Linked DNA regions of Homo sapiens: region 1 is linked to region 2. Evidence: chromatin loops called from intact Hi-C (ENCODE). Cell type or tissue: heart left ventricle. All regions are shown on one strand. Links, peaks and the distances in the headings refer to the core of each region. The heading gives the core; the rest is flanking DNA.

Region 1 (2,916 bases), core at 129-2,628, 140 kb before region 2:
TTATGTTCCAGGCATTGTCCAATTACACATTATCTCACAAAAGTAGTCATTATTATACTCATTTTAAAGAGATGGAAGAACCAAGGTCCTGAAAGGTCTAGTATCTTGTCCAAGAACTCAGTCAAAAGCTCTTTCCACTATACCAGTGTCTCACCTACATCTGTGAAAAGCAATACATTACTTCCTCATCACCAACTGGATTAATTTTAAAATAAGGTCATGTAATCTGCTTAGTGTCTCAAATCATTTTCATTATCAAAGCACATTTTAAACTAATGATTCTAGTCTACGGGCCATGTAAATTAACATCTAGTAATATATTTTACTGGAAAAGGAGAGAGCATATTTCGTGAGTGCTGCAAACAATCCACCACCACCTGATTTCACCCAGTCCCATCATACCTACTTGCTTTATTCTTTTCTCAAATGTGCGCCCAGACTTCAAGGTAAGAGGTTCAAGTTCAAGTTCAATTTAACCACAACAGCCCATTGTCACTTTGCCCCATTACTCTCTATCTTATCTATCTTATAGCCTCAAAGAGTTAATGATTCATTCATGATTCAACATTTATTGAGGTGTCAGGCACTACACTGAGTGCTGGGTACAAAAGACCGCCTGACACTGTTTTTGAGAAGTCTGTTCTCGTCACTCTGGGGCATTCTAAAGGGATGCTCTCTCCTCCTTTTCCCACCCTTTCTCCCCGTTCGGCCCTGAGAGGGGCTCTTAAATAGTCCTTGGAGGTGGTTAATCTTTCGGTGAACTGGAAGGAGGGTGGGCCCGCGCAGCCTGCCCAGACCCAAAGATCAAAGGCGTGTTCCTCCAAACGCCTGAAGGAAGCCCGGCGGACTCTGAAGAATGCTGCTGGCAACCAGCGAGTTTCCAAGGGCAGAGCCAGCATTTGGAGCGAAGGATGCAAAGCTAAGAAAGGATGTTGGCAGGCCAGCTGCGCCCCGCTCGCACCTGGGTTCCCCGCGGTGTGGGGACGTAACCCAGAACCTGCCCTGCGCCTCATCCCTGAGCCAGCGGATCTGCAGCGGGACACGCACCCGCTGGCCCGGAGATTGCACCCGGAAAGGGACGGAAAGGAGGCTGTGCGGACTGAGGCTCAGAACTCCTTCCCCGTCTCGCCTACTTCCAAAAACTCTTCTCCCAGGCGGGGAAGCCTCAGAGGCTGCTTCCCTCCTCCGCCTTTGCGCTCAGCTCCCCGCTGGCCGCGAGCTCTCCAGGCACTCCTGCTGCGCTCGCCACCAGCCGTGGCGTCCCTGCAACCCCAACTCCAGGCCGACTTCCCGACGCACACAGTGCCGGACCAGAGCAAGGCCAACCACTCGCACTGGAGTGATGGGGAGATTTTTTTCTGGCCCGAGAATGGACCAAGGGACTCTCTTGCAGGGGACGTGATTCCAGGGAGCCCAGATTTCTCTCTCCCTTAGAGGTCGCAACGGAGCCAACAGAAGTCTGGCTTTAATCCACTCAGGACTTAAAAACATCATCTAATGACTGAAATCTGTCTGAGAACACAGGATGAGCGCATCCATGTCCACACACCCGGGTGGAACAAATCTTTTATTTTCTGAAGACAAGTGATTTGAAGTCCAGACTGAATGGCATTTAAGAATTAGGAATCCTGCGTGCCATCCTGGAGTGAATTAAACTAAATTAGAGTCCAGAATATGCAGCTTCTTTAAGAAAAAATTCTCCTCTGAAATATTTTCTTTCCCACTGCATTAAGTAGTGTTCCTCATGAGACACCTGAAAACATTGATTGTTAAAATGTGGTCCTGGGACCAGCAGCAATGACATCACCTGGGGCCCCACTTCAGACTCCTGGACTCAGGATCTCTGGAGGGTGGAGGCATCTAGGTGATTCTGAAGAACCACTGGCTTAAAAGTCTCCTTGGTCAGTGCTTTCCACTAATCAGTAAATATATAGAGCTAGCAGAGCTGGAGCTCTGTTTATCACTTCTCTTTTTAGAATGAAGTCTCTGTTTGACAGTGGGAAAGCCTGCTAGAATGATCCTGAGTTGCTTGTGAAGTCATACAAGCAATGAGAGAGAGAGAGAGAGAGAGAGAGAGCGAGAGAGAGGACTTCCCTGGCTGCAGTCCAGATTGGATATCTGTCTGCTTCTGAGAACTTGCAGACTCGCTTACTTGAAACACTTCATTCTCCGTTCAGGCGTCTGTAAGCTGCTTTGGTTGTTCTCCTGGTTCTTTCTAAAAGCACCTTCTAAGATAGTTTTCATAACCTAGAGGTCACAGGCAGGATACTCCCCACCCTTAACATCCCCGACCCCCAACTTCCAAACTATACTGGCTTGAGGCCAAGGGAGTTCCCCATTCTTTCTATGAAGCTACTCACCCCCTATTCATATTGAGACACACCAACTACCTGGGCTGAAGCTGGAGCAGGGTAGGCTGGGAGTTTTACCCTTCTGGGAAGACCGGAGGAGAGAGACCTATGGTGGGTGTGGGTGTGCTGATGATCTGGAATGGGAGAAGGGCTCACTGAGAAGGAGAGATGTTTAGACTGTGGGTGTGTGTTGGAGGCATGTGTGGTGTGGTCACGTTGTCATGTTCCTGGGCTAGTGGCAGCCACCACCCAGTCATTCCCACCTTGATCCTCACTCCATTCAATGGACAACCATGGGGACCTGAGTGTGCCCAGGCCCCTCCTTGGCTGAGGCTCCTGATGGGACTGGGCAGCCTCACCATCAGACACCAGTGTTATCCTATCTGCAGGTGCCAGGCTCTGACTTTGCTCTCTGGATTTCTAGGAAAAAGAAAGCTCTGGACAAATTTAGAGAGCATTAGGGAGAGGTGCAAGGTGAAAGAGAGACAGAAAGAGAGAGAGAAAGAGTCAATAGATACCAAAAAGAGGTATTTTAGTTCGTGGAAAAAAAAAGATCATTGCCTGG
Region 2 (2,916 bases), core at 270-2,769:
TAGTTCACATTGAAAAACAGTGAAAAACAATGGGTTACGGCTTTTAGATAATAGCGAGTTCAACATAAGTCAAGAGAGTGGTGGGCTGCTATAAGTCTAATAGGATTTAGAATCAATTTTAGAGCAAGCTTGCCAGACTAAGAAAGTTATAACCCCAAATCTACATTCCATAGTGGGCAAAACTTTTTTTTAAAAAAATACTGACTTTATATCTAGATACTATACCTTAAAAGCATACTTTTAAAAACAAAAAAATGTACTTGATGAGAAGATATAAAACCATGTCAAAAACAAAAAAAAGAAGGAAAACTACAGGAATAGAAGATGTTTTACCTGGAGAAAAGAAGAGCTTCATTGTTAAAGAGGAAAAGGTTTATTGTCTCTGATGTTGAATTTCTGCAAGGACCAATATATAGAAGTTTCCGTATAAGAATGGACTTACTTGCAATCAATCCTTTGTAGATAGAATGGGCTGCCATTCTGTGGATATGGACATCAGCATTCCTCACCTGTTGGAGAGGCTGGAGAAAGGTGATTTACACATTGCATCTAGATTTAGAACTTTGTGGTCTCTTCCAAATCTGCTATTCTGTGATTCTAAGGATGTTTAGGATAGTTATATATATATTTTGGTGTACATAACTTCTAGACCAATCAATTATTTCAGGAAATTTCATGACATTAGAAAACAAAAAACACCCTCACCAATCTACCCTTTGTTATTACATAGACAAAGCAGCTGGTTGATTGACTGGAATTTTCTATTTTGCTGGGTAGGTATCTGGGAGATGTAGCTTGATTTGTGCTTATTGGGTCACCTTGCCCACATACAGGCCTTTTCAATGTAACACTCCATATAAAAAGGCAAAATGGGTTGCAAAAAATACACAGAAAACCCTGATGAAAGCAGTTCTTAGAATACATTAGCTGTAAAATTTCATTGCAATCAGAATTTTGTGTTCCTTGCACTTATGTATTATTGCCTCTTTCCAGCCTTTTAACATACAATGAAAAACCTCTAGATAACAAATACTTGTCAAGCCCCAGCCAATTGTTCACTTGTTTTGAGGAATATTTGGTACTATAAAATATCCATATGAGAAAATAAGAAAGTCAGTTCCTTGGAGTTTGTTTTAATAAGATTAATACAATCAATGCTATGATTCTTTTTTTCTTCCTATCAACACCCCCTCTATTTCATTTTTGCTAGTCACCAGCTGGCTTTTTTTTTCCCACCACAAAATGACTCTAAACTGCCAGATAATTCTACAAAAAGAAATTTGTTCCAAAAGTTACACGGAGCCAACTATGTCAGCAATGGAAAGAACTAGTACATTTTGTTTTGAAAATAAAAAAATCCTAGATCTGAAAATTTGTCTACTTAACCCCAAAACACTCGACTCCAGAACTCCACATGAAGAAGTTTGCCTTTACTTTGTCATTTATTTCTAAAACTATGAAGGTAAAATTTTGGGGATATCTTTAAATAGCATCCCATGTAAAGTATTGTAAAATGTTCAATTATAGTACAACAGTGTATGTACTAGTTAGCTAAATTAGATGGTTAAATGGTTAGAATGCAATGCATGTACTGAACTTTTTATAGTTAGGAGTCAAAATAATGATATGAGTTTTGATATATTCCTTTGCTGAAACTCTTGGTATTAAATTTCATTAGTATCTTTCTTTCCTTTCTCGATATCTTAATATTATTACACTGTATGTTTAGTCCCAGAATTTAGAAATCAATTACAAAAACCTGAAACAAGACTTGTCCTGGTAGGGTCATCTCAAATTGTCATTCAGGGATTCAGTGTTTAGGTAGAAAAGCAGACAGCATGTTGCCTTGAGTCTTATTTTTTCAATAAATACAAGCCAGTTCAATTCACTGCTTTTCAGGTAAAATACCTAGCAAGAGCTGAATATCTGGAGACATGCTGCACTAACCTTGTTCCTTATAATATAAACTCCCAGGGGAATGGCAAAATGCATGAAGGTTAGACAATCATATTGAAAGAACTTTACATCTTCACCTTTCCAGGAGACTAAAATAGAGGCTGCCCTCTTATCCCATGTTCTAGGAAACTCTTATCATATGTAGGGCCCACTCTAGAGCATTTCAGTGCACCCTATGTTGTCTAATTGAAGAGTAAATCTGTACATTCAAAGCGTGCATTTTTTTGGTCTAAAAAAAAGCACTGCTCAAATATGAGGTCTTGTGGTTGCATATCATTTTAATAGAGCTACACACTATGCACCATAATTTTTAATTCATGAAAGAGCTTAGAGCTTGCATGTGGCAAAGGATTAACTTCTGTCCTAATTACTTTCTCAGAAAAGCTAATGGAAAATTAGATGCACTCCACCAGGCAATAAATATATCACACCAAACAAAATTTAAACTAAAGAACAATCAACCCCTTTTCTTTGTTGTTTCAAAGGAGAAGGAGATTAGACCTTTTTAGAAAAAGATCAAGAGCATTTTATGGGAAATTCCGGAAAAAAAAGCTATTTGGACTGAAATCAAAATGTTATGAATAGTACTTTCTAAGTAATGACACATATCAGCAGTATTTGTAACCATAAGAACAATGTGATAAATTTTAATCACTTGGGACTCCAGCTCTGTGGGAAGTGCTTACTACACAGACATCATTTATAGGTTTCCAGTTATGACCTACGTCTAAAAGACATTTTAATGATAACTGGAGAAAGTAGATAGATTGTCTTCCTAGAGTGTTGAAGTTCCTGCTTGTTGTCATCCTCAGCTCTATTAAAGAGCAGAGGCTTTCAAAGGTACACTTCAGCCTAGCAGTCAGGGTGCGAGACCAAAGGGATGGAACTATCTGAGATAAAATATGCCAGAAACGTACACTCCTCAGGATTTCCTGTGGGAGTCTGCCCAAAATAAAGCAA

What was found. Hi-C counts contacts between places; a loop is a spot of excess contacts. Peaks named below come from ENCODE experiments on the same cell type or tissue, not always from the same donor. Only the 100,000 strongest peaks of a DNase experiment are listed, where the experiment ranks them.
Region 1: a loop joins it to region 2, with 5 times the contacts of the local background. A loop is called at or near these places in 13 of 110 quality-filtered maps.

Annotation. Positions count from the first base shown.
Region 1 is chr6:133,894,174-133,897,089 of GRCh38, reverse strand. It overlaps a transcript of TCF21 not described here. Among named protein-coding and RNA genes, the nearest start is that of TCF21, 6.5 kb to the right of the region's middle. In heart left ventricle, for the core only: no CTCF peak of the experiment used is centred there; a DNase peak (open chromatin) is centred at 1,259; H3K4me3 peaks cover 1,979 bases; H3K27ac peaks cover 1,904 bases; H3K27me3 peaks cover 2,318 bases.
Region 2 is chr6:133,755,915-133,758,830 of GRCh38, reverse strand. All of the region lies in intron 4 of TARID (TCF21 antisense RNA inducing promoter demethylation), which reads left to right. LOC124901402 (a long non-coding RNA gene) reads right to left here. Exons shown (of 3, transcript XR_007059772.1): 2 at 443-521. Among named protein-coding and RNA genes, the nearest start is that of LINC01312, 64 kb to the left of the region's middle. In heart left ventricle, for the core only: no CTCF peak of the experiment used is centred there; no DNase peak of the experiment used is centred there; H3K27ac peaks cover 840 bases.